Linked DNA regions of Homo sapiens: region 2 is linked to region 1. Evidence: chromatin loops called from intact Hi-C (ENCODE). Cell type or tissue: PC-9. All regions are shown on one strand. Each heading gives the region's core, and the rest is flanking DNA. Links, peaks and the distances in the headings are about the cores only. Region 1 has its middle 220 kb from the start of SH3BP4. Region 2 has its middle 34 kb from the start of AGAP1.

What was found. Peaks named below come from ENCODE experiments on the same cell type or tissue, not always from the same donor. Only the 100,000 strongest peaks of a DNase experiment are listed, where the experiment ranks them.
Region 2: a loop joins it to region 1, with 2.2 times the contacts of the local background. A loop is called at or near these places in 1 of 110 quality-filtered maps.

Annotation. Positions count from the first base shown.
Region 1 is chr2:235,161,581-235,177,673 of GRCh38, forward strand. No RefSeq gene overlaps it. Among named protein-coding and RNA genes, the nearest start is that of SH3BP4, 220 kb to the left of the region's middle. RefSeq lists a silencer at 9,917-10,103. In PC-9, for the core only: a CTCF peak has its summit at 9,503; DNase peaks (open chromatin) are centred at 8,641, 9,471, 10,011 and 10,371; H3K4me3 peaks cover 649 bases; H3K27ac peaks cover 3,321 bases.
Region 2 is chr2:235,451,757-235,467,849 of GRCh38, forward strand. No RefSeq gene overlaps it. Among named protein-coding and RNA genes, the nearest start is that of AGAP1, 34 kb to the right of the region's middle. RefSeq lists a cis regulatory region at 8,678-9,502 and a silencer at 8,801-8,997. In PC-9, for the core only: no CTCF peak of the experiment used is centred there; a DNase peak (open chromatin) is centred at 7,325; H3K27ac peaks cover 1,197 bases.

The DNA of each region.
Region 1 (16,093 bases), core at 5,336-13,335:
CTTGCTTTTCCCACTGCATCTTTTGCTAAGTTCCTTCTCACTTCTGCCCTCTCACTGATGTCTCCTATGCCTGGAATGCTCCTTCCTCCAACTCTTCTCCTATCTGGCTTGGTTATGATGTCTATATCCCGTGCTTGGCACAGCTCTGAACGTAGCAGAAAGCTACTGACTCTACCTCTTGATGTGCTGAACTATGACGTCACCTTGCAAAGGTGAGAACGCCAGGTGACATGAAGGAATGTGGCCGAGGGGAGAATCTACCACGTGGTGGACAATGGTGGAAACCAGACTGACCCGGGAAAAGGGGCCCATGATCTCCTTAGCAGTGTCAGAACCAACATACCCACCACGTCCTGAGTTCATTCTGAGCTGGCTGCCTACCCAGCCTGGGTCCCCATGAGAAGTTGTTACTGGTGGAGAGTAGTCTAGGTTCTTGGCATTTTGAACAAATAATTGGACAAAATGCACAAACAAAGCAAAGCAGGAAAAGCAGAGATTTATTTTAAATGAAAGTACACTCCACACGGTTGGAATGGGCTGGAGCAAGTAGCTCAAGCGCCTCAGTTACAGAATTTTCTGGGGTTTAAGTACCCTCTAGGGGTTTCCCATTGGTTCACTTTATGCAAATGAAGTAGGGCCCATGACCAGTCTGACTGGTTGCAGGAGGGTACCAATCAGAATGAAGAGTAGGCCCACAACCAGTCTGATTGGTTGCAGGAGGTGACCAATTAGAGGTACTTTCATTTTTCAACTGCCAGGCAGAAAAAGGAGGGATTGAAAAGGGAGTAGCCTCTGATTTCCACTCAGCATGAATAGGCCTTAGGTTTCCTGCCTCCAGACCCTATTCTCCTGCCCCAAAATGATGGGGCTGCTCCTTCTGGGATTGGAGGAGCCTGGCCCACCAGGGAAGAGTCTGTGTCATTTCCAGTGTTCCCCTACTCGAGTCATTGGAGGAGTGTTTTAATAAGGGGTGATGTCACCATCGTTTGGTTAAGAAATTGGGACTGCTTGTCCCAGCATTCTTCCCTTGATGTTGAGATCCCGGCATCCTCTCTAGCGACAGTGATGGACAGCGGGGAGAAGTAGTACAGATTCCCAATGATGTCAGAAAAAAAGGTCAAACTTGGAATGAGTCACAAAATAAAGATATATGCTGGATGATGCAAAGGTTACCATCACGAGCTTAACAAGTGTAGGGGAGGCTTCGAGATTGTGACTGTGATATGAAGCCACAGCCTGAAACAGTGGCTGAGCACATGTTAGAAGGTCCAGCGTGCCTCCTTAACACTCACAGGGCCAGGTCCCCAGGCAGGTCTGGGGCTGGGGAAATACAGGGGCTGCTCATGGCTGGTGAGGCCCGATGCTCCCAGCTGGAGGACATGTCCACTACTTTCTTTTTCCTTTTGTTTCTTCAGATGGAGTCTCATTGTTGCCCAGGCTGGAGTGCAGAGGGAAAGATGATGGCGGGGGTGCTGGTGGCGGGGGGCAGGGGTGGAGACAGAGACAGAGACAGAGACAGATACCAAAAGCACTTTGCACTGCATGAGAGACAACCCTGTGTTGCGTCTGAGCCCAAAATCCAGACACTACTCCAGAATGAGGTTTTTCCCCTCCAGATGCTCATTATCTTAATTAAGATGTTCTTTGTTAGTAAATTCAACCATATCTGCACAAATCCTCATAAAGAGGGGAGCCTAGGAGACCCTGCATTCACCCACAGGTGGATTTTCCACGGACAAGGGAACACCACGAACAGAAGCCCTCAGGTATTGAACCCTTAACAAGGGGAGAGGAAGGCAGGGAGGGGGCGTGGAGGCACAGGCTGGAGACTCCGGCACTGGTCTCTCCACGTTCTCTCTTCTGCTTCTTCCACTTTCTCTCTACACCTCTTTACGGAAAGGAGAGAGATTCTACCTCAAGATGTGGAAATGCGAGAGAAAATGGGAGAATGGAAAGCTAAGTGTTTTGATGCTCCACGCCACAGTCTTGGGAATTTGATTTAAGCATTGACCAGCTAAGGAACTGCAAGCCAGGCCAGTTGGGAAGGCTTGGACATGAATTCCAGTGCCCTGCAGACACCGCAGCCTTCAGCAGAGTGACCCAGTGGAGGAGGAACCTCAGCCCCTGCCCATCTCTGCTCTCCCTTTCCTTTCTCCTTTCTCTCCCATCTTCCGAGGTGCCAAGGTCCTGGAATTGCCCTCTGACTTTCCAAAAATGTCCATTCCACACAGCTCTTCCTTCCTGCCTCCATCAGAGCTGGTTCCCTGAGCCCCACTGATCTTTGGATATTTGAAAAAAGTAACTCACAAGAGCCTAGAGGAGTAACTCAACCAGGGTACTCATGTTTGAAAGGGTAGCTTCTTGTCCAAATGCATCTCCAATTGCTAGACAGCATGCAAATGAGAGAGCAGGAAGTTGCCAGACCGGACACCAACCAGTGCTGTCGAAACCAGGCACCCTCACTCCAGCATGGCCTTGGGCAGGGTCCAGTGCAGCAGGGTGGGCCAGATCAGGGAGGTTGGCCACGATCCCCAGCCTCGAATATGGGAGATGATGGAAGCGCCCAGAGAGGTTGGTATTTCCTGGATGGTTCTCAAGGGGGAAGGTGGGGGGGCACCAAAGAAACTGTACTCCTGAGAGATCAGAAGAAGTTACAAAAAGACAAGAGACATGGTCTGCTCAAAGCAAAGGTCCAGACTGTTCAGCCATCCGGGGGTGCAGTGAGTTGATCAAATGAATGCCATACAGGAGCGATGGGCAGTGGATCCATGAGAGACAGGAGGGGTTTCTCAGGAGGGGCACCACACATGGGCTCCTCCCAGCAAGACGGGGCCCAGGAGCAGCCCAGCAAGCCCCTGAGAGCAGGCATCCAGGGTGAGCTCCCCAATGTTGGGGACCTGACACCTCTTTTTGTCTAGCTGTATTTTTATTCTTCTACAAGAAACATTTGTTATTCATCTTATTTAACAAATGCAAAAAGCATTACTTGGGCATGCTTTGCACATAGCAGCATGCTGCTTGCCATCCTATTTCAGGGATCTGCTTTATCACATGCTTTCATTATTACTAAATCCATATGAAGTACATTAAGTCAAGTGATCTATATTGGCTGTTGTTAAGACAGCATGTTTTAGGCTTTCTCTCAAAAACATGTATACAGGCATGAGAACATAGTGTGCACACAGGAGAGGCCTGCAGGCTGGCCTTAAGGCCTGGCTCGTCATCTGCCACATTTCAGGGGCCCCAGGAAAGAGTCAAACCTGAGAGGTGGCTCCCACCGTGGGCTTCAGCTCTGTTGCCTCCCTGGCCTTGTAGGAGCCTTCTTTCCATGGCATGGCTGGCTGCTGCTGCCCAAGGCTCTCCACTCCTGCACACAGAGCAGGGACGGCGGTGCCTGGTGACATGCGGCACATGTTCACCCACATTTGCCATGAAGAGGGAATGCATCTTTGGATACTTGGCCCCAACTTCACCCATGCTAAAGCAACACGTGCAAATCAGGGAAAGATCCCGCTTTGGGGTTATTGGCAAGTGTCAATGCACTTGGCAATGCCTGCCTGGAAATATTAGTTTTCAAGCTTGTTTTGGAATGTTCCAGGTTGCTCTCAAGGCCTGTATGGGGGCCACTCCCCCGAGCATGGCGGCTGGGCAGGATGTGCTGGCACAGTGTCTACCTGCGGAGAGACCTTCTTTCCACCACTCCCACTGTGGGCTGCTCCTTGCTACCCTGTCAGCACCCGATGCTTGGCACCCTGCCCGCTGTAGACGTGGTGACTGACCAGGTGACCCAGGGTCTCTTGCTCAAATGCTCCTGCTGTGCTTTCCCGACTCCACACCAGTGGTTCTAGTGTGGTCTGTGGATCCACCACGCCAGCACCAAGAGCTTGTCAGACATGCAATCTCAGGCCCCACCCCAGACCCTCGGAGTCTGAACCTGCATCTTAACATCACCCTGTGAGGAACACCAGGGACACCCGAGGCCAGCACACTGTAGCCACCTATTTTCATGTGGCCCACAAGTAAAGAATGATCTTTACATTTTTTTAATGATTGGGGAAAAAAGGAAGAAGAATATTTTGTGTTATGTGAGAATTATACAAAATGTGAACTGCAATGTCCATAACTAAAGTTCGATTGGAATACAGCCACACTCATGCCTTTACTTGTCTCTTGGCTGCTTGCACGCTCCAACAACAGAGCTGAGTAGCTGCAACAGACACCATAGGCAGCCACACAGCTGGAGAGACTTACTATTGGGTCCTTTACAGGAGAAGTTTCCCAACCCCTGACCAATAGGCTTAGATCCCACAAACTGACCTCACCTCACTTCCCATGATATCCCAACACTTGTTCTGGGGAAAATTAAAAACAGAGCCTCACTCTTTGGCTGGGCGTGGTGGCTCATGCCTATAATCTCAACACTTTGGGAGGTCGAGGCAGGCAGATCACCTGAGGTCAGGAGTTTGAGACCAGCCTGACCAACATGGTGAAACCCCGTCTCTACTAAAAATACAAAAATTACCCCGGCATGGTAGCTCCTGTAGTCTCAGCTACTCAGGAGGCTGAGGCCAGAGAATCACTTGAACCTGGGAGGTGGAGATTGCAGTGAGCCGAGTACTCCACCGTACTCCAGCCTGGGCGACAAGAGTGAAACTCCATCTCAAAATAAATAAATAAATAAAGCCTCGCTCTTTGACCTCCTCCCCACATCTGGCAACTTGTGTGACTTCCAACCATTTTCTTTGCTCTAACCCTGCACCCTCTCCCTGGACAGTGCAGAACCAGAACTGAAGCCCGTACCAGTTTCTCCCACCTGCCTCAATTTCTTTTCTATGCTCTGTTTGCAGCCTGGCCATCAGGACCACACAGTTCAGCGTGCCACTGGACTCTGTTCCAGTTGTGTTCTTTTTTGTTTGTTTGTTTGTTTTTTGAGACAGAGTCTTGCTCTGTCACCCAGGCTGGCGTGCAGTGGTGCAATCTCGGTTCACTGGAATCTCTGCCTCCTGGGTTCAAGCGATTCTCCTGCCTCAGCCTCCTAAGAAGCTGGGATTACAGGCATGTGCCACCACACCCAGCTAATTTTTGTATTTTTAGTAAAGATGGGGTTTCGCCATGTGGGCCAGGCTGGTCTCGAACACCTGACCTCAAGTGATCCTCCTGTCTCGGCCTCCCAAAGTGCTGGGATTACAGGCATGAGCCACTGTGCCCGGCCTCTGTTCCGGTTTTATCTGTTCTTCAGGATTGCTAATCCGAGTGTCTGGACTAGGCCGTCTTTGTAACCCCTGGCAGGTAAAGGAGCCCAACACAGAGAAGGCACTCAATAACTTGTTTACTGAGTAAACGACAGAGTTAATGGGCCATGTGTTGCCTGTTTCTGGGTGATCTTCCATGGGGCCCTGCACTGCCCAATGGAATGATTCACTGATGCATTGATTTTCCTTCAGAGATCCAAAATGCCTTGTCTATCTCATTTACCCATTTATTCTCCACAAATATATTAAGCATTGATGCTGTGCTGGTTTCTAGGGTTATGAAGATGAATTAAGATAGAAACCACCCCTTTATCATCCTGCAAATCCGTAGGAGAGGGAGGCATGTTGTAAATAGCCCTGATGCTGGCTCCTTTCTGCCTCTGCAAAGATCTCTCCCCCTGCCAAGAATCTCTGGGAGTCCACGTGAGGTTCCTAACACATCCACTTCCAAGCTAAGGGATGGGGCAGGTGTGGTCCTGTTGTCACTCTGCTAGGCTTGTGTTCCTGGCACCAAGGTCCCTGCTATGGCTCAGGGCCAGTAAGAGCCATTTTGCAGGGCACAGCAGGGGCCTTGCCAGTCCTCGTGATTCAGCGGCTTTCTCCTGGAGGCTACTTGTGCCTGGGCTGCCTGATGGCCTGGAGTGGTGTGTTAGCCGGATGTGGTGGTGCCTGTATACACCCCATCATAGTACACCGCATTGGAGAAGCGCTGTTGGGGTCCCAGTATGTCACAGAGTTCAGTGATTGTTATGGGCTGAATTATGCTGCCTTAAAATTCATATGTGGCAGTCCTAGCCCCCAGGACCTCAGAATGTGACCGTATTTCGTTAGAGGGTCATTGCAGTTACAATCATCTCAGCTAGGAAGAAGTCATCCCAGAGTAGGGTGGGCCCAAATCCAATATGACTAGGGTCCTATCCCCATCTGTCTCTGTGTCTAGAAATTTGGATACAGAGACACACCGGGATAGAAGAAAGCGGATGTAAAGAGACCCAGGGAGAAGACAGTTGTCACATGCCAAGGAAAGCCCTGGAACAGACCCTCCCTCACAGCCTCAGAAGGAACCAACCCTGGAGACACCTTAAAGTTGGACTTGAGTCTCCAGAACTGCGAGATAATGAATGGATGTTGTTCAAGTCACCCAGTTTGCAGTACTCTGTGGCAGCCTCAGCAGACTAATCCAACCACACCGCTCACTCGGTTGCACATGTGGTCCTCTTCCTCCAGGATACTGGTTCAGGAGGAGCCCTTGAGGGCTCAGTTAACTTCCAGGATGCTGTTTTCAGAATCTCTCCTTCCTATTGACAACCAAAATGCTGTCAGTGGGTCCAGGTCATCCTGCCTGGCTCCTTTCCCCTTAAAGGAAATTCTCTTCCTATAGGCTCTTTGGCCTCTCCTCCACCCAAAGGCAGCTATAGGAAGTCCACCCATTTTCCCTGTCAGTGGAGGTTAGGCTCATCCCCAGCAGAGGAAACAGCATGAGCCTTATCCCAGGGTGGCCCTTAGCACCCGAGGCAGAGACAGCCCCGCCCTTTCCCAAGACTGCTCCTTCATGTCAGGTCCTGGAAAACAGTCAGCTGAGGGGACAGCTCAGGCTGACAGCCCTGCTGCAGCACACAAAGGACAAGCACAGTCAGAATGGAAGCATTCTCAGGGTGCAGCAGGGCACCGAGGAGGACTTGACAGCAAAGCCTCATGGAGGAGGTGGCAGACAAGCAGGAAGGGATTTGCAAGGCATTTAGGAGGAGGCAAGAGCTGAGGCATAATGTGCAGGAAAACAGCCCTTGTGGGTTTAAGAGCAGCTCAAGGAGCAGTGAGAGGCGTTACAGAGGCTTTAAAGAAGGGGGTTGGGGAAGACTGAATGGGGCCAGGAAGGCAGCAGGGCCAGATGGGGAAGGGCCGCTGGGGCCATGCTAAGCAGAGTCTACTCTGCCTTCTCTGGGAACAGAGACCATGACAGGGCTTGAAGAGGATGCCACATGACCCGAGAGGACTTCAGAAGGAGTGGCCAGGCAGAAACAGCAGTTATCTGAAAGTGCACAGTATTGGCTTATGTTGCCAACCTCTTCCCTTTGCTTGGAATGTGTTTCTCCTCCTCAAACACCTGCTTGAGCACACAGGCCACACACACGCGTGCTGTCTCTCTCTCTCCTCACTGTTAGCCTGACAAACACTTTCTAGCATGAGGGCAAGAGCCACACCCTGGGAAAACCTCTTTGAGGTCTAGATTGAGCAGGGAAGTAGCTTCGTCTCTCTGAGTTTTAGCCTTCCCTCCTGTCAAATGGCATAATTGTCCCTGCTGTCTTGCCTACAGCATGTTGTAAAGATAAAATCAGGTCAGAATACCAGATAACACCTTCTAAACTGCATTGAATGTAAGGAGGGTTAGTGACCATGGTGATGATGATAATGGTGAAGACGATGGTGAGTTGATGGTAATGGTGGTGGTGATGATGGTGGTGATGGTGATGATGGTGAATGGTGATGATGGTGATGGTTGTGCTGATCATGATGGTGATGGTGGTCATGGTCATGGTAGTGGTGATGATGGTGATGGTGGCAATGGTGAGGTGATTATGTGAAGGAGTGTCTTTTCCTTCATGCAAGGTGGTTTAGAAACCCTATGGTTTCTATCCTCTTTCATCTCTTGGAGGAGCCACTTAATTTGTCATCAAAAGTGGGACAGTTTGTGAGTGCTATTAACATTTACACCAGGACAATGATGCATGAAAGGCCCTCAATTGCATTTTAGACTTCACCACTATTGCAACAAACTGGTTGAAGTAGACCTTCAAAAAGTCTACAGACATCAGGTACAGTTCGGCTGAGTGATCAAAATTTTGGCCTGGTTTTAAATTTGGGTTTAAATTGCTGAGAAAGGACTTGGCCAGGGACTTGGGAAGTCAGTGTACCCTACCTTCCAGGCTATTAGAACTTTTGGCTGAACAACGATCATTTGCTGTCCTTAATACTACAGCCAAGAGGAGACTGGTTGGCAAGTGTGGACAGGGAAGCTCTATTTCCCAGATAGTCATGCCCATCACAGCACAGGGGCCCACTGCTTACAAACCCTCTGTCTGTCTTTCACTTGGAACTTGTGCCTCACACTTGGAGGAACAGCGGGGACTTCTGGGGAACCTCCAACCTGCTGGGCCCTTGAGCAGCTGAAGGAGGTCCTCTACTCAGTGGAATTGAGGCAGTGAGCAGGACAGGCCTTCTGCCTTGGTGGGTGAGGCCGAATTAAGCTACTTCTTGCAGCCCCATGCAACCAAGTCATGATATGCTCCCCAGTGACATACTCAATTTAGCCAGCGGAAATGGAAACTCTGTGCTCATTCTTGTGAATTAAAAAGTGATGAGCAGTCTCCTTTCTTAGTCATATCCCTTTACCTCTGTCCTAGAAATCTGAGACTTATGACAAGGAAAATGCTGTCACTCAGTCTGCAAAGGCAGCCTAAGACAAATTTTAAAGACTGCAAGTTCTGACTCAGCAACTTTTTTTCCCAAGGGCATTGAATCTTTTAAACGTTATCCCTTATAGACTGAATATTTTGGTTTATTGGAACAAAAGTGAACTTCTGGAATATTCCATACAATCTGTTTTCTAAAACAGGTTCAATCCAAGGAGGAAAATTAAAAACAAATGTCTGATGGCCCGAGGTGAGCCATTAGTTAGGACAAACAAACATCTTGCAAAAATGACAGATGGGAACAGGAGGAGTGTTTCTCCTCCATCTGAGTTGACTCTCCCTGAATGGATATTCAAAGAAATTGACAGGAATCCTGTCTTAAGACAAGCCCACTGGGCTCTATGTCAGAAATTTCACCAATCACTTCCCAAGCTTCCCACTCCATTGCTGAAGCCTGGGCCACAGCATTTACAGTTAAGAATGTTATAAAAATCAAACCAAGCAGTTCCTGCCAACCCCCAGGAGGAAAGTTGCAGAGAATGAATAATTCTGCAAAGATCCTGGGCATCTGTGTGCATTAACCATAAAGGCGATTAAAGTTGGAGCAGCAAGGAAAGGGTGTACAAGACTTTGCCCCATAGAAAATGCTGGCTCTCTCCCCTTCGGCCTGTTTGGGAGGTGCCACAACGTGGGTCCCCACCCACTGTCTCAGCCTGGGGGACTGCCTTCTCTCTCTTTTGATCACCAGAAAGGAACAAGCAAATTCCTTCTCAGCTATTTCACCAGGACTGCAGCTGTCATTGCCTCAGGCTATTATAACATCCGTACAGCACCCCAGGAGGCTGAGATGAGGCTTGCAGCCAGCAAACAGTGTCAGAGAAGAAGGAGCCCTGTCGCCTGTGCCAATCTGACCCGGATGCAGGTGAAGCTAGGGTATTGATCTGCTTCTGGCCTCAGGTAGGAGCACCAGTGACATTCAGGGACCTCTTTTCTGCTCTGCCTCTCATTTTGCACCCCTCCTCCCCCACCAGTGATCAACATTCTAAGTATTGCCATCTTTCAGGAGGCAGCCCACACTGACCTTTGGCATCAGCGTATCTTCATGACGTCATGCCTGTTACCTAAGCAACCTGAACCTCAGTTTTCTCATCTGACAAATGAAAATGATCCTTTCTTGTTGCAAGAATAAAATCACTCAGGTTATATCACAAGAGGCAAGAAAACTCTTGAAAATAAGGATGGCATGGCCTTGACATCAGGCCATTTTGCCAAGAGAACAAATCACGTTAGGCTCTGAGCAATGGTCCTAGGGTCCTAGGAGCCCAATGGCTGAACTACCAGCCAAGAGGTCTGGAGAATGTCTTCTCACGAGGGGATGTCTACTCATCCTGACCCTGTTGCTCTATCATCAACATGACTCAGCTAATTCCTCTCTCTCTCTCTGTGTGTGTCTGTGTGTGTATGTGTGTGTGTGTGTGTCTGTCTGTCCTTCTCCATCTGCTCCCAGTTTCAGTTTGCAATCTTGATAAAAACCACTCTAATTGGAGTGAACAATCGCCACTGCTTCTGTTTGGCAGAGCTTTTTTGTGTGAAGCTACATAATAGGGTGTCAGCCAGCCTATAGGTTATCTGTTCTTGAACCATGTACCTGTCTCTGGTCTAATCAGACTGTAAGGGTCAGGGTCACAAACATAACAGAATGATTGCCTAGGCACAGGCGGTATTTCCTGCCACTCCCTCGGCAAGGAAGCAGGCATGTGGGCTGTGCTTCCCAAAGTTGTCCAGTCATGAGAATTACTGGGGCTCTGTGACACAAATGACCAGGTTCCTGCCCTGGCTAGGATTCTAGCCAGGTCTGGGGTGGTCAGAAAAGTCTTAATGTCCAGCAAATACCCTTCAGAGATTCTTAGCATCCCCCACACAGGGCTGGCTTCATAGATATGAGACTGGGGTCATTGCTCAGGGTCCCACCCAGAAGAGCCCCTGCTTGCCGTTTGACACTCTGGGATCACTGTCTTAAACTTCTAGATCATTTTCTCTCTGAATTAGTGTTTTGTGAGTAAAGTCTGATGGGACAATGGAGTGCGGTTCAGGGTCCTGGGCCTGCTCGCTTCCGGTGTCACCATTTCTCTTCTCATGAGGGATGGGTTCCGGGCTCCCAGCTCACTGCCCCTTGGTATCCTCGGCCCTGTCCATTTCCCTTCCCTGCCCTGAAGCCCTATATTCCCTTCCCTGGAACAGGAGTGGTGTGCCTCAGTGGGAGAGGACTTTGTTCTGTTGTCACTCTCCACCCCTGGAGGGGGCCTAGGCGTGGACATAGGGAGGGACTCAGGGTCATCTCTCTTCCAGACCAGAAGCACCACATTGCAGTAGGAAGGTGACTTGGAGGACACTTCTCATCCACCATGATCCAGGATCCAGGTACCAAGTGCACCCCAGCACATCTCCAGAAAATTTTCATCCTGCAAAAAGGAAACTTTATACCCACTGAGCGACAATTTCCTTTTCTCCTTTCCCCACAGCCCCTGACAACCACCTTTCTGCTTTCCGTATCTATATACTTGACTACTACTACTTTATTTATTTATGTATTGTTTTGGGGGTTTTCTGAGACAGAGTCTCACTCTGTTTCCCCAACTGGAGCGCAGCGATGCGATCATAGCTCACTGTGGCCTCTACTGCCCAGGCTCAAGTGATCCTCCTAGCTCAACTTCCTGAGTAGCTGGGACTACAGGCACATGCCACCATGCCTGGCTAATATTTTTTTTTTCCATTTTTTATAGAGGCAGGGATCTCACTTTGTTGCTCAAGCTGGTCTCAGACTCCTGGGCTTAAGCAATCCTCCTGTCTCGGCCTCCCAAAGTGCTGGGATAACAGGCAGGCGCCATGCGCCCTGCCTTGGCTACTTTAGATAGCGCATGTAAGTGGAATCATACAGTGTGTGTCTTTTTGTGGCTGGCTCATTTCACTCAGCTTAGTGTCCTCAAGGTCTATCCATGTGGCAGCATGTCACAAGATTTCCCTCCTTTTTAGGCTGCAGAGTATTCCGTTGTGTGTACTTAAGACATCTTGCTCAGCCATTCATCTGCTGATGGGCCCTTGGACTGCTGCTAAAGTCTGACTATTATAAATAATGCTGCTGTGAACATAGGTGTACAAACATCTCTCTCAGACTCTGCTTCCAATGCTTTCAGACGTATACCCAGAAGTGGGATTGCTGCATTTGGTGGATCCATGCTGAATTTTTTAGGAACCTCCATATTATTTTCCATGGTGGTGGCACATTGTACTGTCCCACCAAGAGTGCACAAAGATTCAAATTTATCCACATCTTTGCCAACACTTGTTATTTTCAGGTTTTTGTTTTGTTTTATTATAGCCATCCTAGTGGGTGGGGTAGTGTCTCATTGAGGTTTTGATTTGCATTTCTCTGATGATGAGTGGCACTGAGCATCTTTTCATGTGCTTATTGGCCTTCTGTATATCCTCTTTGGACAGCCACGGTTTTAAATATAGAAACTTGGCATAAAAAAGACAAACCCTCACCTTTCCAGGGCACACATCAATAGGTGTCAGAAGATGATCAATACCCCACAAAACAACAGGGTTGGCGGGACGATTTTATGCCCAAGGCCAAGAAACACTCCTCTAAGGAGTAGGTGTCCATGGGGAGGCCCGGAGGTGGTGAGAGGGAGCTGTGTGGATTGAGAATTTGGGAGGAGCTGTTCAGGCAGAGGCCAGCCCAAGTGCTAAGGCCCTGAAGGAGGAGCTGATCTGTGTGTCTGAGGACCGAGGACGACAAGGACTGGGGAGGAGGTCAGGAGGCAGAGGGGTAGGGACCGTCTCATGGGCTCTTAGGTTCTATGGAAGACTTTGGCTCTAACTGAGCTACAGGGGGATGTAGAAAGAGCTTATCACAATGCCTAGTAGAAAAAGGTGCTGAACGAATATTAGTGATTATTATTAATGTTGGCCCATTTAACTCATTTAAGAGAAAATGTCTCGGCTGCTTTAGTTTTACAGACAATTTAAGGAAGGAGTCTGAGAAGAAAACATAAAAACCCCCTATCCTTCTGGGAGCTGGGGTTGAGGGCCTTGGAAGCAGCACCCTCATCCCTTCGGAGGTGGCTGATTTGGAGTTTATTCTGCATCTCTGTTATGTGGCTGCCTCCTGGAATTCTTTAAACTCTTCAGGATTCCAGGGGCCTGGCAATGGTTATGCCAGGACACATTCTGGGCCGGTGAGTGAGCGATCGAGCCTTGCCTGTGAGATTTTCTTGGCCGCTTCAGCTTCTATTTACATCCACAACCTGGATTGGGAAACTCAGGTTCAGCCCAAGTCTTGGAATATTTCTGTGCCTTCAGAATAGTGCAGACAGGCTGATATTCCCCACCCCACAGGGGTTTCCTTGGGATGTTGGAGCCATCCCATAGAGCAGGCTGGCACCTTTTGGCAGGACAGAGCATAGTTCTTTCTCTAGAGATGAGGTCCTTCATGAAGCGAGGCCCAGTCAGCCTTGCCAACTGGTGGGGAGCTGACTCCACTGCAGCCAATGGCACCAGGCACATGGGAAGGAAGAGCTAGTCTGGAATTGGAAAGATCCATCATCCACACCAGAGAAGGGAAGGGAGGAGGAAAGACTGTGTATACAGGCAGGGCCTTCTCTTCTCACCAGCCGTACATTGAGGAAGCTCCCTCTTTTCTCTAAGAGCATATGGGGTCATTAGCATGACTCCTAGCATCCTACAGAAGACCTTGCCTGTTGGGAGTTCCTGAAGCCGTGAGATCTGAGGGGAAGGCTGCCTGTCAGTCCTACTGTGAGTGGGTAGAAGCCACGGAGCACAGGCCAGTGAAAGGAGGGCTGTGCTTTGTGTGATCAGTGTCATCAACATGGAGCCGGGGCGAGATGCATGGTAGATTCCACAGGATGGAGAAAGACGCAGGGGATGTGGTCTCCCATCAGGGAGTGACAATCTGTAGGGCTAAGTGGATCATGGGCATCAGGGATCAGTTGGCATTACAAAGAGAGCAAACCAAACCTCGTCCCTGGTCTCTTCAGGCAAAAAGAAGCACAAGAAAACCATCAATCCATTATATAATCAGAACCACTGTAGAAAGTTCTACTTGAAAGATTACTAGAAGGAATACTTCAGCTTAGGAGAGAGTTTATCTTCTTGCTTGAAAATTTATATGCTCTAAAATGATATGCAGGTACTATATATCTACTGGCTATATGTAAGTTATAGAGCAATAATAATTTTAAAAGAATTTTATCATAAAATAATGTGTGCATGTCAGGGAAAATTTAGAACATACAAAAAAGTATAAAGGAAACATTGAAATCACCCATAACTCTCTACCCAAGACCGTCACTGTTAAGATTTTGATGCTCGTCTTTTATTTTATACACATAATTATAAAACATAATTAGGCTCAAATTATGTAGAGATGTAACATATTTTTCACACAATATTATATTATACAAATTTTTCATGTCATTAGAAAATGTAAAACATTATTTTAAATGACTACATCTTGTTCCATTCTATGGATATTTGAACTTATTTGGCAATTCCTCTACTGTTGGACATTTATGTAGTTGTAAATATGTTACTATTATAAATAATGCTTTGATGAATATCCTTGTACAGAAATCTTTGTGCACTTCATTCATTCAAGAAACATTTATGAGCATTTACCAAGCATCCCTCACAGTCTTAGGTACTGGTGATCCATTACGGAATAGGACAAAATCCACACTTTCATGGAATTTACATTGTAGTCGGGGAGGCAAGCCATACATAAGTGAACAAATAATGTGATATCAGAATATAAGTGCTGAAACAAATTAAGCAGGGTAATGGGCAAAGAGTGACCATGGAATAGAGGTTATTTTAGGTGCGGTCTTTGCAGAAGGCCTTTAAGTAACTGATGTTTGCCTACAGGCCTGCATGATCAGAAGGGGCCATTCATGGCATTCCAGACAAGGGAAACTGGAAGCATAGAGGCCCTAAGGAGAAAAGTAGCATGACAGATTGACAGAACCTCAAAAAGACCAGTGTGCTACAGTCAAAGGAGCAAGAGAGAGATATCAAGACGTGAAGGTCAAGAGGTAGGCACTGGAGACCTTGGTGAGTGCTCTGCATGGTGCATGCAATGGGAAGCCATTGGAGGTAGGGTCAGAACATGATCGACTTGATTTACATTTAGAATGTATTTTAGATACTGAATTTAAAATCAGTTTTGGGGAGCAAGGCTGGAAGTAGATCCCACCTCAATCTGGTACCAAAACCATACAAAGATATCACAAGAAGAGAAAACTACAGACCAATGTTTCTTATTAATATAAATGTAAAATCCTTCAACAAAATGCTAGCAAACCAAACCTAGCAATGTATAAAAAGGATGATACACCATGACCAAGTGTGACGTATCTCAGGTATGCAAGGTTGGTTTGACACTCAAAAATCAATTAAGTGTTCTGGAGTCCTGGACATGTTCACTCTGCTTTGTCAAAGTGAATCCCAAGATGCATTGTCCCTGAGTAGAAAGATAGAGAAGAACATGTGCTTTATAAAGACTTTAGTTTAGTGGTTCATAACCCACTGGGGCCACATGGTAATTAGAATGATGAATCACCTTTAAGTCCTACCTTCCTAGGAAATTCATATGGATGGATGCAAATGGAAGAAAGAATCCAGGTCAAATTTTAGGCACCTTATTCTGCAAGTTGTCCACTTCCCAAAAAATATCAGGGCTAAGTTGTCCACACTCTCTGTATCCAAAATGCTCCCAAAAGAATTGCAAGCTACTTTACAGAGATGTTGCTTAAGCATTTAACTGATGCTTGGCAGGACAAGCTGTCATCAGCTCTCAAAGGAGATCCTGTAGTTTTAATAACTTTAGCAGGTTGTGATTTGTCGTTACCTCAAGGAAAAGGAAGGGACAGAACAACCTTTAGGAGGAAGTGTGCTAAGATGAGGATATAGAGCTCTGTGTGGAAGATATGACAGGAGGAGGGATGGTCCAATGAAAAGACTATCTTTACTTCTTTAGTCTAAGATGGCTCTCCAGAAAGCCTGCATCAAAGATTCAGATCTATTGCCCATCAAAGACCTATTGCCCATTGGGTAATAGGGGCAAGATGTGTTAGGAAAACCCCACCCAACTGTGGGTGGTGTATAAGTTGGGTAAAAGTAGGTAGGGCATAAAGTGAAAGACTATGTTGTGGGCTTTCTAGAGTCCACCTGTGTGCTTGCTTGGTTAGAAATAAGCTTCTTTTAAAACACACACACACACACACACACACACACACACACACACACACAAACATACACACACACAATGATAACGAAGCAAAGCCAAACAAAAACCTATGCCCCTCCCCACCTCCATCTCTTAAGGAGGCAGTACTAGGCACCTATCCTGCT
Region 2 (16,093 bases), core at 3,538-11,537, 290 kb after region 1:
TTGCGATGGAGTCTCAATCTGCTGCCCAGGCTGGAGTGCAGTGGTGCTATCTCGGCTCACTGCAACCTCCGCCTCCCAGGTTCAAGCGATTATCCTGCCTTAGCCTCCCCAGTAGTTGGGACTACAGGTGCATGCCACCACACCCAGCTAATTTTTAGTTTTTTGGTTTTGGTTTTTGGGTTTTTTTGTTTTCGTTTTTTTGAGACGGAGTCTTGCTCTGTCTCCCAGGCTGGAGTGCAGTAGCACAATCTTGACTCACTGCAACCTCCGCCTCCTGGGTTCAAGCCATTCTCCTGCCTCAGCCTCCCCAGTAGCTGGAATTACAGGCACACACCACCATGCTCAGCTAATTTTTGTATTTTTAGTAGAGACAAGATTTCACCATGTTGGCCAGGCTGGTCTCAAACTCCTGACCTCATGATCTGCCCATCTCGGCCTCCCAAAGTGCTAGGATTACAAGCTTGAGCCACCATGCCCACACTTATTTTATTCTTTACATTAAAATTCAGTACTATCATCATTTATTTTCTTGCTCAAATGTTTCAGCTTGGACCACTAACAGGTCCTTTGGGTTGATTCCTGCAATCTTTTAACAAACTCCATCTTTTCTTGAGCACTCCCTTACTTCCTGGCATCACAAGATGTTCTAGGCTCATCTTGTATTTTCCCTGCCCTGGCACCACTTCCCTTGCCTCCTTTTATTGGGGATGGTGTTTAAAGACCAAGCTACAGGCACTAGGTTTACTCATTGTTAGTGGGATGTCATTGCTTCTAGACTTTCTCAGCAGACAAAGCTGGGAAAGATATGTATGTGTTAATAACCCATGTGTACACATACAACTATACCATCTATCACCTGTCATGCTTGCTCTATAAAATGATGAGTTTATGCTGATACCTCTGATTCCAATTCAACACCACAGGGGCCATTTATCCTGCTCTAGGTAAGTATATCGGGGAGGCTACCAGTGTCATGGAAATGGCAGCAAAACCAATCCTCCAGAAACCCACAGTCCATTTTGTAGCCAGAGAGGACTCACGAACATCCATCAAGGGTACACTTCACTTGAGCTCCTTCTCTAGTGATGCAGCTTAGAAGAGATGTAGGGGCTCAGCCTCAACTGGAAACAAATATGCAACCTTTTCCCTTTGTTGCCATCATAGAGCCAAGGACACGAAATAGAATGAAAATGATCCTAATATAATTGCCAATTCTCTAAACCTTATAACTGGCAAAGAGTCAAATAAATTAAGATACTTATATCACAGTGAATTTTATTTCCAAAATTACATTTTCTGTGGACATTGGAGCTCTACCAATCCACAGCAATTAACTGCATTTCGGGTGAAAGATTTGTGTATAATTTAAGTTAACACTTCAATAAGGGACACTGGAAACCCCAGAGTTTAGATGCTCATGTGAAGCTTACCATTTGAAAGCTAACATAAGATGTGGCCATGACAACCTCAAAATAGTGCTAAGTGTCTAAAAGGCATTCAACTCCTCCTAAATAGTGATAACTGCATTTCCATTGCTTCTCCATTGCTACACTGGTTTCCATGAGAGAAGCTTTCCCTAAATACTCCAAGTCCTTGTCCTACCTCTTACTTTTCCCTAGAAGGCTGGGGTCAGTGACCTGATTGGGAAGTCAGGGAAAGAGACGGAGCATGCATAGCTCAGGCCCGTCCCCACTCCTGCCAGCAAAGAGCTGAATTTCCATCTACAGCTTCCAGCCCCAAGCATTCCAGGCTGCCATCTTTTGTCTTTACTTACGGTGAGCCAATAGGGTACTTCTAAGCCTGGTGCTGCCATATGTCTAAACCATGATCTGGTATAGGAGTCCTTTATGGATTACAAAAGACACAGGTCAATTGAGGTTTTAGTGAGAACAGACCTTGCAGATTTTGGATATCAACAGTTTCTAATAACTTCTCGTAGCTTCTGGACAAGCAGATTTAAAACAGTCCAAATGAGGTTTGACCTTGGTGAGTTGCTGCAGGTTTGGGTAGTTTTGTTGTTAAACAGGAAGGGCAGTAGGTCCTGACCTTGACCAAGTGCAAGCTACCCACACCTTAGCAAATGCTCCCAAGCTAGGACAGCCTATGCAAACCTGAACAGGTGGTACAAGCTGCAGGGAAGCTGCACAGACCCCGGGGCCTTAGCACAGGCATGCGCCACAGGGACCAAGCAAGTGCATTAGCCAGACATGAGCTGCGTGGGTGGCCTTGATGTGCCGGCTGTTGTGCATTGACCTTGAACCACACTGTGCAGACACATCGGAATATGCATGCTGGTATTGCAGGTGAGGCTAAGGCTAAAGGAGACCTCCTTTGACAGAATATATTCTGCTTTTAAACTATGAGGCAGCTGGGTTCCACATTCACTGAAGCTTTAGCATGAGGGAGATGGGCAGCAATAGATTGGATACCCAATTCTATTCTCCATGTATAGCCAAGGAGAAAGCTGGAGGGACTCAGCTGAATTATGTGGTTCCCCACTAGGGTCTCAAGTCAGCTCTGGATCTGTTCATTGCAAAAGTTCTGATCTTGGCTTTCACCTTCAGAGACCCAAACTGACTCACTCTCAGGAAGTGATGGATTTCTGGCAATACACAAATTAAAAAAACCCCACAGGTCTCTGTTGTAAAATAATATATATTTATGCTACCATCACATATATATGCAAGTGTGTGTGTGTGTGTGTGTGTGTGTGTGTGTGTGTGTACATAAGCTGCCATTTTAGATTAAGACAGAGAAACAAGTCAGTAAGTTATTGCCAACCCAAAAGCTAGAAAGGCCTGTGCCCGTTACATGTTGTCTTTAGAAATCATATTTGCTCAAAAATCAAGAAGAAATCAGAGTGACATTTAAGAAAAAAAGCTTAAGGCTGAAAGTCAGAACAGCAGCCTTGGAAAAATAAAAATAGGGCCAACCAGGAGGTTTCCACTGGAGAAAGAAATTTCCTTATAATATAGGAGAAAGAGTGTAATCTAGCAGACATCCACAACAGTATTGCAGGGGGAAAATGAAATCTATGGTCTAGGAAAGACAAATATCAATAGGAAAGGGCACACCTAACTGCTCTTACAGGGGAAAGGGGGAGGGTGCTGTTGACAACATGATCTTCATTGTTAACAGATCAGAAGCATCAATGGTGTCTGATGAAATCTAGCAGCTCTGCACTCTCAGGGCTATGTTGGAAGGACCACCTTTCCAGGAGAACCACTTGGAGCATCAGAGTCTATGGCAAGTGTAGCTGGAAAAACACCATTAATGGTTGAACAGCTATTCTAAGTGGGCACAGGAAATCTGAACAGATTTGAGAGAAGGCCACCAAGATGAGAGCAAAACACTGAAAGCAGCATCTTTAGGTGGATTTTAAGGTGTCACAGTCAGCATGACATGGGTACTTCTGTACCCTATGAGAACAAGCTCCAGGAATAAGAACTCTAAGAGGAGATTCAGCCAAGATGTCCTGAGCCAAGGAGGGCAGTAACAAATCAAGTCCAAGCCCAGCCAAAATACTCATCTTATGGGAGAATATCACCCAGGTAGAATTGTCCCACTCAGGAGGGAGTTAGTCGTCAGCAGAGGAGAACTTTTTGAACAATGGGTGGTTGCGACAGACCTAGAACATTTTGATTTCATTTTTCTCACTATGGCAGCCTCACAAGGCAGAGTATGGAGGAGTCAGTTAGAAAAACCAAAGCCACAAGGAAATAGGAGGCAAGGCACTCAGACCAGGCAAACAAGGCTCACCCTACATGCTTAATTAGAAAGAAATTAAGAAAAAATATTAAGAACAATTAAGAAGAAATACAAAATTAAGAAAAATTACATGCTTAATTTAGGAAATAACTTAAACTACTAGAAACTCAAGGGCCCCCACCACCACCATCAGACAAGGGCAGCAGTGGGAAACCCACACCAGCCAAACACTTTAAGGCCAGGCCCCATAAAGCCCAGTGGAGCAGCCCAGAGGTTGGGCTGAAAAGGCAAAGGCCAAATCAGAGGTCTCCTTATGCAGAAAGGGGAAAAGCATTATCTCAAGTAAGACCTGGGAATGGGGTATGTACCCACAGCAAATGCGTAAGCTTTGCCAGAAGGCAGCGAAGTCTCTGATGAGCAGATGGATTCTCCCTGAGATGAAGCAAACACAGCATCATCACAATGCGTTGATGCAGGTTCTTCCACTTGCATTTCATTCAGAGGTCAAGGATGCCCACCAGTCCGAAAGCGGCTCAAAACACTTTGCTCAACCACACCCCCACGTGAAACAGCAGTGATAAGTCTTTAGTAATAAACCAAAGTTTAACTAGGCTATACTAATATTTAGGGTTGCTTAATTTCTTGCCAGCCACCACGGCCATACAATTAACCCAAGCTAACAGAATTCGGCGTAAAGAGTGTTTAAAGTCTGCCCTCAATAAAGCTAAAGTTCATCTAAGTTGTAAAAACTCCAGCTGAAATAAAATATACTACAAAAGTGGCAGTCAACTGCCTTGGACTGGTGGGCATCCTTGGAGGTGAAAGCAAGATTCTCTCCACCTCATTCCCTCATTCAGACCCCACCCCCAGGTGGCTGCAAGGCTGGTACAAGCCTGCTTCCTTAAGGCAGAGGGTGTGCCCAGGGTATTCTGTTGTTCCCATCCTTTTCACTCTTGACTGCTTTAAAAGGGGTACATGCAAGAGACCCACTCAACTTCCCGAGGCCTGGATCAGCTTCTCAGCCATGGCTGCACTTTGGAATCGCCCAAGGAGGCTTGAAAAGTCCTGTTGCTGGGGCCTCACCCTAGAGATTCTGAATCCACAGGGGTGGGATACGGCCTGGGTGCCAGGAGTCACTGACTCTCCCCAAGTGCAGTAGCACAAAAATTTGTGTCTACCCAGAAGCTCAAAATGTGACCTTCTTTAGAAATGGGGTATATTTGCAGATGGAATTAATTAAGGATCAAAGTGAAAGCGATATGGTTTGGCTGTGTCCCCACCCAAATCTCATCTTGAATTGTAGCTCCCATAATTCCCATGTGTGGTGGGAGGGACCCAGTGGGAGATCATTGAATCATGGAGGTGGTTTCTCCCACCCTGTTCTCATGGGAGTGAATAAGTCTCATGAGATCTGATGGTTTTATGAGGGGAACCCCCTTTCGCTTGGCTCTCATTGTCTCTTTGCCTCCCCCATGTAAGACGTGCCTTTATTCTTCCCTCGCCTTCCACAATGATTGCGAGGCCTACCCAGCCACGTGGAACTGTGAGTCCATGAAAACTGTTTTTCTTTACAAATCACCCAGTCTCGGGTATGTCTTTAGCAGCAGCGAGAACAGACTAATACAGAGAGCATGTGGAATTTGGGTGGGCCCTAAATCCTATGAGTGTCCTTATAAGAGACAGAAAAAGGACACACAGAATCACAGAGAAGGTGACATGAAGACAGAGGCAGAGACTGGAGTGGAGGGTCCACAAGCCAAGGCACAGCAAGGTGTAGAAGCTGGAGAGAGGCATGGGACGGTTTCTTTCTTAGAGCTTCCAGAAGGAACCAATCCTGATGACACCTGGATTTTGAACTTTTAGCCTCCAGAGTTATGAGAGAATACATTTCTGTTGTCTTTTGTTGGCTTGTGTTTCGTTTTGTTTTGAAACAGGGTCTTGCTCTGTTGCCCGGATTGGAGTGCAGTGGTGCAATCTGGAACTCCTGGGCTCATGATCCTCCTGCCTCCACCTCCCAAGTAGCTGGGACTACAGATGTGCACGACCACACTCGGCTAATTTTTTCTATTTTTTGTAGAAATGGGGTCACACTATGTTGCCCAGGCTAATTTTAGTCATTTTAAGCCATCCAGTTTGTGTTCTCTTGTTATGGCAGTCCTAGGCAACTAAGACACCAGGTAACTGTCCTTTGTGGCCAAAGTTGGAAACCCTGCCATCTCCAACAGAGGAGAATCCAACTGCAGGAAGCGCCCCGGGGCTACCTGCACATCTGTCAAGAACATCTATGTCTGAGCCCGAGACAAATTAGAAACTGGGGAGCTTGATGTTTGGTCTTTTATTTCTTTGACTTTTAACTCGCAAGGGCAAAAAAATTTAATTCCAACTTTGATTCCCTTGGACTTTCACTTCTTTGAACTTCAAGTTGCAAGGAAACTTAATCTTCTGGTTTTAATTTATCCCCAGGAATTTCTTAATGAAGAGAGGGCTTATATTCAAATATGAGACAACTTGTTAGAGCTTCTGAATTTTGGGGATATCTTTAGGATGTCATTTGATCACACTGCAGAACCTCTGATAAGAAATGTCAAACAACATGGTTAGATATAATTTGAGATGAGAAATAAAAGAGAGTGAGTGTTTGGCCTTGGGGAAAAGTGACCTTGAGTTGATTTAACTCACGTGGTATTCTGACTGATTTCAGAGCTCTTTAGGAGCAAACTCTGTACTTCTCTAAGCGCCTAAGAGAATCTCTGAAAGCCCAGCGCCTGGTGTCAGATAGCATCACAGAAAGGTGGGCACAGCCCTGCTCAGACAAACTGCTGCTTTGCTTGCTCTGGGAGGTGAGGCTGGCCCTTGGTCGACCACTGTCTTGAACGGGAAGCGCAGGGAGTAAAGAGGACAGAAAGCTGGGATTAGAGAAGCTGCCCCTCTGGTTTTCTTGAAGAAGGACTTTCCCAGAGTACTCCAGGTCTCCTGCCCCCACTCCACGGTAGCAGAGCAAGCTCTCCGTGGGCAACAGCTCCAGCTCTCACTGCTCTGCTGCAAGAAGGTAACCTATCGACAGTCTAAGCCCCAAGAGTCTGTCTTTCCCCTCTGTCTCTATGCAGACCAGCCCAAGGGAGGGATGGGGTATAGTGTCTAGCTGGGCACAGACTCAAATCTCCCTCCAAGACCTGTGCCAATTCTACACTACAGGCAGGGAGCTAGCAGGCTGTTCCTTGAATCTGGCCTTGTCAGTAATAAAGGTGACATTGAGGTCTCTGTCCACTGATATTTTTATTTAGTTTAGCATTGTTCAGAAGTCAGGTGGGGATCAGATGCAGTGGCTCACATCTATAATCCCAGCACTTTGGGAGTCCGAGGCGGGAGGATTGTTTGGGCCCAGGAGTTCAAGACTGGCCTGGGCAACATAGCAAGATCTCCGTCTCTATAAAAAAAATTTTTTTTTTAATTAGCCAGGGTTGGCGGTATGCACCGCTGGTCCCAGCTACTCAGGAGGCTGAGGTAGGAGAATTGCTTGAGCCTAGGAGATCAAGGCTGCAGTGATTGCGCCACTGCATTCCAGCCTGGGTGACAGAGCAAGATCCTGTCTCAAAAAAAAAAGGAAAAAGAAAGAAGTCAGGTGGGAAGAGGAATGCTGTTTCCTGACCCTGAAGGCCAGCGTTTCAGAACCTTCCTAAGGGCTGGCTCTGTGCTGGGCTCAGTGCCAGGGTCGTTACGGTGATGGCTGTACTGAATCTTCACTACTGTGTGAAAGGCAGGCAATCTATCACAGCCATTTCACAGAAGAGCACACTAACACACAGAGAGGCTAAATGATATCACACCAACTGTGAGTGGAAGAGCTGAGATTTGAGCCCAAGGAGTCAGACCCCAACCACTAAAGTTAATGAAAGAAAAGCATACCTGCACTGGATAGCACCAAAATCATTTTTTAAACAATATTATCATATATATCTAGAATATATATTATATATATGATATGAATATGTATATACTCATAAATCTTTTGATATATATAATATATAGTAAATATTGTGTATGTTTGTGTTTCCAGCAATTTCTCTTTCAATAATTTATTCTAAGAAATAGTCAACAGCTATAGGAACAAATATGTACAGGGCTGTTCAATTCAGCTTCACTGTAATATAACAAAAATGGAAACAATTTAAATATCCAAAACAATAGTTGATTAATTAAATGTATTACAATAGAGCCATATAATACAAATACAAAAGTGTTGTTTAAGGCATATAAATGAGAAAAATGGAAGAATAAACAACAGCCACAAGACTTGGAAGTTGGAAAGCAGTCCAGTGAGTGATAAAGACCCAGCAGAGCTTGGGAACTTTGTGCAGGCTACGAGAAGGCTGAGATCCAAGGTGTGGAATCACCGAAAGGTCTAGGTACCTCCAGAAGTAGGGTGAGTTGGGGCAGCGGGCATAGAACTGAACCAAGGAGAATGGGATGAGAGTTCATTTAAGCAACACTCAGTTGAGAAAATGCCTCTTCCCACCCAGCAAAGCCTGGGACTGGACCCTTGGGAGAGAGGAAAGCAAACACCCTCTGGGCTGGCCACACCAGGCTCCCCTGAGAGCAGAGCCTCCTACTAAAGATGGAGAGGTTAGTGAATGTTTGCTTTCAAGATGCTGAGACCCTGCCCCTTCCTCTCACAGCACCTGAGCACGGGCTGCAGGACCTCAGCTCTAAGCAGGGCCAGGCACCGTGGCTCATGCTTGTAATCCCAGAACTTTGGGTGGTCAAGGCAGGCAGATTGCTGGAGCCTAAGAGTTAGAGAACAGCCTGGGCAACATAGCGCGATTCTGTCTCTACAAAAAAATAAAAATAAAAAAATTAGCTGGACATGATGGTGTGTGCTTGTAGTCCCACCTACTCAGGGGGCTAAGATGGGAGGATCACTTGCACTCAGGAGTCCAAGGCTGCAGCGAACTATGATGGAGCCACTGCACTCCAGCCTGGGCAACAGAGCGAGACCGTATCTTAAAAGAAAACAACAACAAAAACAAAAACAAAAATGCAGTAAGAATGCTAGAGGCTTCTCCTTTACAAACAGCCCAAGGATGTCAACATCAGGACAACCACACAGCCCAGCTGTTGGGAGTTGATGTCAACTAAACAGCCCAGCTATTGGGAGAGCTGAGTGGAAGAGACTGACAGATGGAGGATTGGAATGGAGTTATGCAAAAGGGAAGAAGAGGTGAGCCTGGAGCGGGGGCTACTTGCCTGTGGGTGGCTCTTGGGTCACACTTGCCCCGTCCACCAACACTGGCCAGTTTGAAGTTCTCAAACTGAACATGATGAGTCAGCGGAGGAGATGCGCTAGATGGAATATTCCATAAACACTGGTGGGAATTACATGCTATCTAGGGACACAGCTCAGAGTCATGCTGCCAGGGGGTGAAGATAAGAGCAAAGCTGTTGGTCTGTTAGCACAGGAAACAGGATGGGTGTCAGTGACAAAGGACCAGAATTAAAGGGATCAGAATTCAGAAGAAATGCGACAAGTGTGTGCTTTCACGAGGCGATTCATTTGCGATCTCAGAGGGAAATAAGTAGAGCAAGAGAACAAGTATCAAAATGCAGTTAGACCAAATGGTTAGGAAGAATTTGAGATTTGTGGAGAAGAGATTTTTCAAAGATTGTACTAGCTCAATTACTAACTGTGACCCACTACATTCAATTTTTGTGCATTAGTTTGGGTTTTGTGTGACCAAATGAAGAACACGAATTATAATCGTTGGTCTGCCGTCAGTAGCCAAGGGCTGCTCTTCAAGGCACTGGGGAAGAGGTAGTGTGGGCTAGCTAGATGTCACCAGGACTCCAAAGTTCTTCCTCGTGACTCTCACAGTAAATATCCCAATAGCAGAAGCCAGGTTGGAAGGTGTTGAATTGTGTCCCCCAAAATGATAGGTTGAAGTCCTAATCCTGTGCATACACTTGATTTGGAAATAGAGTCTTTGTAGACGTCATTAAGATGTGAAGTTAAGATGAGGTGTTACTGGTGTAGGGTGGGCCCTTAATGCAATACGACTGATGTCCTTATAAAAAGAAAAGACACAGAGACAGACATAGGGAGAATGCTGTGCGTTTACAGGGGCAGAGACTGGAGCCATGTGTCCACGAACCAAGGGAACACCAAAGACTCCCAGCAAAGCCAGGAGAGAAGCATGGGACAGATTCAACCCCCGGGCCCCCAGGAAGGAACCCACCCTGCTGCCACCTATGCTGTTGGACTTCTGGCCTCCATGACTGCAAGAGAGTGAATTTCTGTTATTTTAAGCCACCCAGTTTGCGGGGCTTTGTGAGAACAGCCCGAGGAGACTCATATGAAAAGGTTCAGAGTCAGACCCAGCACCAGGATTAGAACACACATCCTGACTCTTCCCTCCCCTGCCTCTACTCATTGAGGAGCCGGTTATCAATGCTGCTCAACGGATGTGGGTTGAACAAAACAATGGCTCCCCTTGAGAGAAAATGAGGAAGCTCATGGACTTAGAGAAGTGGATATGGACAGGCCCCTGCTCATGCGTTCAGCATTGACAAGGTGCTCAGGACAGCTCTGGCTACCGATTTATAGTTCTAGGATGTAAATGCAAAACCAAAAGGTCTTCAGCATGATTTTCTTTTGTCGTTTTGTTTGTTTGTTTTTGTTTTGTTGTTTTTTTGAGACGGGGTCTCGCTCTGTTGCCCAGGCTGGAGTGCAGTGGTGCAATTATGGCTCACTGCAGCCTCGACCCTCTGGGCTGAAGCAATCCTCTCACCTCAGCCTCCCAAGTAGCTGGGCCCATAGTTGCACGCCACCGCATCCAGCTAATTACAATTTTTGTTGTAGAGACAAGATCTTGCTATGTTGCTCAGGCTGGTCTCAAATTCCTGGGCTCAAGCAACCATCCTGCCATGGCCTCCCAAAGTGCTAGGATCCAGCCTGATTTTCAAAATTCAACATCAGCAGAGGAAAATTACCTTTTGTGTTTTGTTTGTGAGGAAAATATTTCAGTTCACAAGCAATTGAAAATGAATGTGGAACTAACTGGCCGATATCTATTTCCCAAAGCCCCGTTTCTGATTCCCAACTGTGCTCAGCTGTGCTTCCATAAAGGACAATTAAGCCCATTGTGGCCATGAGGTTCCCTGAATCCACCAGTCTATGGCATTTGTATAAGGAGACTACTCACTGTGGGGAACAAACTGGGTCTTCTTTAAATTTCTTATTAATTAGATACCTCTTATCTGAACTCAGCACAATTTCTACTTATTCCCATGGGGAGAACTTATAGCTCTGCCAAGCATCGTGGGGCCGCCTCTGCTGCTCATACCTGGATTCCACGGGTTGGCTGTGCTCAGCTACAGCTGCAGCCGCAGCCAGGTAGGATGCCTGTCACATGCTTGCTGTACACAGCGAGCTGGAATGGATAACGTGAAGCCTACTTTTGCCAAAGAGGAGAAAAAACCTTCCCAGTAGCAGTGCAAATGCAAAGAAAGAACTTCAAAATGAATCTGAATACCTGTCAACTTAAAAACGTTTCTCTTTTTATTTTGCTAACTATTGTTCTAGCATTTTGTTCTAAAATAACTTTAGGTTCTAAAGTCGAGCTTCAAGACACATCCTGCCCAGGCGCAGTGGTTCGAGCCTGTAATCCCAGCATTTTGGGAGGCTGAGGCGGGTGGATCACTTGAGGTCAGGAGTTCGAGACCAGCCTGACCAACATGGTGAAACCCCAGCTCTACTAAAAATACAAAAGTACCTGGGCATGGTGGTGCACGCCTGTAATCCCAGCTACTTGGGAGGTTGAGGCAGAAGAATCACTTGAACCCAGGAGATGGAGGTTGCAGTGAGCTGAGCCACTGCACTCCAGCATGGGCAACAAGAGCGAAACTCCATCTCAAAAAAGAAAGAAAGAAAGAAAAAAAGACACATCCCCGTGGAATTTATCCTGAGTTGACCAGGTAGGTTCTGCAGTACTCAAATCCACTCCCACCAGCAAGCTATCTTGAGAAAGACTGGAGTTTACTGGAGATTGCTGGTAGGAATTGAGGAAGAAATGGAGAAGAGTCCAACTGAGGTGGGGGAGGGTGCTGAAGTGTTTTCCCACTACTCCCACCTTGAACCCCAGATGCCTCCAAGAGAACACTCTGTAGAGGCTGCTGGTGCCTGTGCTTCACTCCACCTGAACAGTGGCTGAGCTGCAGAAGTGCAGGCCATTCTGATGCACTGGGGTGAAGCATAGGTGGGAGGGCTTGGGAAAACTGGATCCTGCTCCCCAGCGGAGGGCTCTGACAGTGGGAGCTGGCTGGGGCACCTGTGGTAGATGGCAGGGCTGAGGGAGTGGGCTGCTGTACAGTTGCACGGACCCCCAACATTGGGTCTGGTATGAATGCATGAGTTTTTTCTTCGGGAGGGGAGTGGCAAGTGGATGCTGAGAAGATAGGCTGACTAGAGTTGACATTATGGGAACCCACCCACAAAGGCAGCCTTCAAGGGCATAGGGTCCTCAGCTGTAAGAAGCCATGGGCTGGACCCTGGGGCAGGAGTTGAACAGAGCTGCAGTTAGTTAGAGCATAGGCCCTCCTAAGAGCTGATATCTTGAGTGTGACAAAAGAGCCAGCACTTGGACGCGTGCCATGGCCAAGAGCTTTGGGAGCCAAGAGAGAACTACAAAGAACACACTCAAAGTCAAAGGAGTTTTGCTCCTTTCTGCTAAGCCCTTCCCTGCCTGCCCTGGCCCCAGAAGACACAGACAGGAAAGGATGGGAGAAGGAAGAGAAGAGGTACCCTCTCTCCCACGGTGGGGTTTGGCTGGCAGAGCTAGGCACACCCCAGTTACAAGGTGGAAGTGTGGGTATTAGGCTGGCCTCAATCATTTAATCTTGGGAAGGGAATTGGCATCACCTAAATGAGGCTGTGGCAGCTGAGATGGCCGGAAAGCTGTGGCTCCGCCCCAAGGAGTCATCTAGGACAGGAAAGGGAGAAGCAGTGGATCAAGATTGGAAAAGTAAAGAAGAAAGACAGCTGGGAGTCAAGACTGTTCCTTATGGCTCCCCCTTGGCGTTTACCCACTTGACAAATCTTTTTTTTTTCTTTTTTGAGACAAGGCTCACTCTGTTGCCCAGGCTGGAGTGTAGTGGCACCATCTCGGCTCACTGCAACCTCCGCTCCCAGGTTCAAGTGATTCTCTTGCCTCAGCCTCCCAAGTAGCTGGGATTACAGGCACACGCCACCACACCCAGCTAATTTTTGCATTTCTAGTACAGATAGTGTTTCACCATGTTGGCCAGGCTGGTCTCGAACTCCTGACCTCGGGTGATCCACCCACCTCAGCTTCCCAAAGTGCTGGGATTACAGACGTGAGCCCCCATACCCAGCCAACAAATCTTACAAATCTAAGAAATCAAGTTTCTTAGCAGACAAGAAGGTGACTTAACACCCCCAACTATTAGTCTCTTCTCAATGGTTGTACCAGAAATTCCCCAGTAATTTGTCATTATTCTTATAAAGCCAGGGATCTTCTCCCCTTTGAAATGCACATCCCTCTGGGAAGGACCCCTTGGGCTTTCCTGTGAGAGGACATTGGCTCAGTCCTTTCCTGAGAGAGGAGGGGAGGACAGATTTGGGAGGCTCTGGATGAGTGAGGAATATCTGCTGTTTGGGATGGGAGGGCCCAGAGATGCATACATGAAGGTGCTGAAACTGACCTTGCCCCCAGCCCCATTTACCTGGAGCTGGCTCCAGGAGAATGAAAACTTTGGAAAAATCTGTGTGTGTGTGTGTGTGTGTGTGTGTGTGTGTGTGTGTGTGTTTAGTTCTTTAAAAATTCCACGTGTCAACCCTTCGGCTGTTTTTCTATGTTCTTTGCCATCATTGTTAGTTCAGGTTAAATATTATGGTCAAAAAATAGAATGGGAACTAACAAAGAATAAATTGCCATCTTCTATGCTAAGGTTAGCCAATAGATGTTTCTGTTAAGCAATCCTAAGGCTCTGAGATACTGTAAGGTAGAGAAGCTCTCTGAAAGCTCTCATAAAGATATAAAGTTTCCCTAAAATCAATGAAAGTAAGCAGAGTATCCAGAAATAGACTCAAATATACATGGAAATTGAGCATATGGCAATGGGGACACTTCACATCTAGGGCAAAAGCAAGGTTCTGTGCATGACATTGGGACAACTGGTATCAGCGAGTAGGGGTGGGGAAGTGATCCATATTGCAATTATTATTATTATTATTATTATTATTATTATTATCATTTTGAGACAGAGTCTCACTCTGTCTCCCAGGCTGGAGTTCAGTGGCTCCATCTCGGTTCACTGCAACCTCTGCCTCCCAGTTCAAATGATTCTCCTGCCTCAGCCTCCCAAGTAGCTGGGATTACAAGCATGCACCACCATGCCCGGCTAATTTTTGTATTTTTAGTAGAGACAAGGTTTTACCATGTTGGCCAGGCTGGCCGCAAACTCTTGACCTCAAGTGAACCACCCACCTCAGCCTCCCAAAGTGCTGGGATTACAGGCATGAGATATCGTGCCCCGCCCCTACTGCAATTTTTTTATTTTTATTTTTTAATTTATTTAGTTTTTGAGACAGGGTCTCTGTTGCACAGGCTGGAGTGCAGTAGTGAGATCTCAGCTCACTGCAACCTCCGCCTCCTGGGTTCAAGCAATTCTCCCATCTTAGCCTCCTGAGTAGCTGGGATTATAGGTGCACACCACCATGCCTGGCTCATTTTGTATTTTTTTGTAGAGACAGAGTTTCACCATTGCCCAAACTGGTCTCGAACTCCTGAGCTCAAGGGATCCACCCACCTCAGCCTTCCAAAGTACTGGGATTAACAGCATGAGCCACCGCGCCTGGCTCTTCCTGCAATCTTAAAACCAGAATAAACTCTAGTTGTAATAATGTAGCCACCAGTCGCCTGGAGCTCTTTACAGTTAAATTAATTTAAATTAAATAATGGTAAAAACTCATATTCAGTTGCATTAGTCACAATTCAAGTGCTCAAGAGCCACATGGGGCTGGTGGCTGCCATATTGGACAACACAGAACATTTCCATCAACACAGGAGGTTCTACTGAATGAAGCTGCTTTGGACTGTTCAAAGATTTAAATGTAAAAGTGAACATTATTATTATTATTATTATTATTATTATTATTATTATTACTGAGACAGAGTCTCGCTCTGTCACCAGGCTGGAGTGCAGTGGCGTGATCTCAGCTCCCTACAACTTCTGCCTCCTGGGTTCAAGTGATTCTCCTGCCTCAGCCTCCCGAGTAGCTGGGACTACAGGCACGCGCCACCACGCCCAGCTAATTTTTGTATTTTTAGTAGAGACAGTGTTTCACCATGTTGGCCAGGCTGGTCTCAAACTCCTGACCTCATGATTCACCAGCCTTGGCCTCCCAAAGTGCTGGAATTACAGGCGTGAGCCACCGTGCCTGGCCTAAAAATATATCTTATTAAAGCACTAGAAGAAAACAAAACATGGATTTTTAAATCTTGGAATGGAGATAAATCAATGCAAAACCTAAAAACCAATGCAAGAACTTAAAAAACAGAGAACAATTGTTCAAATTGCTAAATAAAAATTTAAAATTTCCTCTTTGTGAAAAATAATCTAATAAACAGGCTTCAAATGGTAAAACAAACAAACAAAAAAACCAGATTTATAATCTACAAGCAGAAAAAGAGCTAATTTCCTTAATAAAATAATATAGAAGGACAAAAACCCAAGAGGAAAAAAATGTGTCAAGAACAGGGCATTTCACTGAACCAAAAAGATATAAATGGCCAACAAATACATTAAAGGATGTTTAACCTCAGAATTGAGAAAATGCAAATTAAATAATGATAGTATCATCATTAAATAATGGAAGAGGCCACTTTTCAACTATCATTGGGAAAATTAAACAGTTTGCATGCATCATTTGCTAGAATGTGGAAAATCTGGTAGGTTCACACATTGATGGTAGAAGAATAAACTACAGCAGTTTATTCAGTTTGCCAGCAGAAATCAACATTTTAAGTGCATGTTACCTTTGACCTAGTATTTCCATCATTAAAAATTTACCAGGCTGGGCACAGTGGCTCACACAGGTAATCCCAGCACTCTGGGAGACTCAGGCTGGCCTCTCACTATGTTGCCCAGGCTGGTCTCGAACACCTGGCCTCAGCTCCGTCAGGAGTACGAGACCAGCCTGGGCAACATAGTGAGACCCAATCTCTACCAAAAATACAAAAATAAGCCGGGTTTGGTGGTACGTGCCTGTGGTCCCAGTTACTCAGTAGGCTAAGGAGGAAGGATTGCTTAAGCCCAGGATGTGGAGGCTGTAGTGAATCATGATTATGCCATCATATTTCAGCCTGGGTGA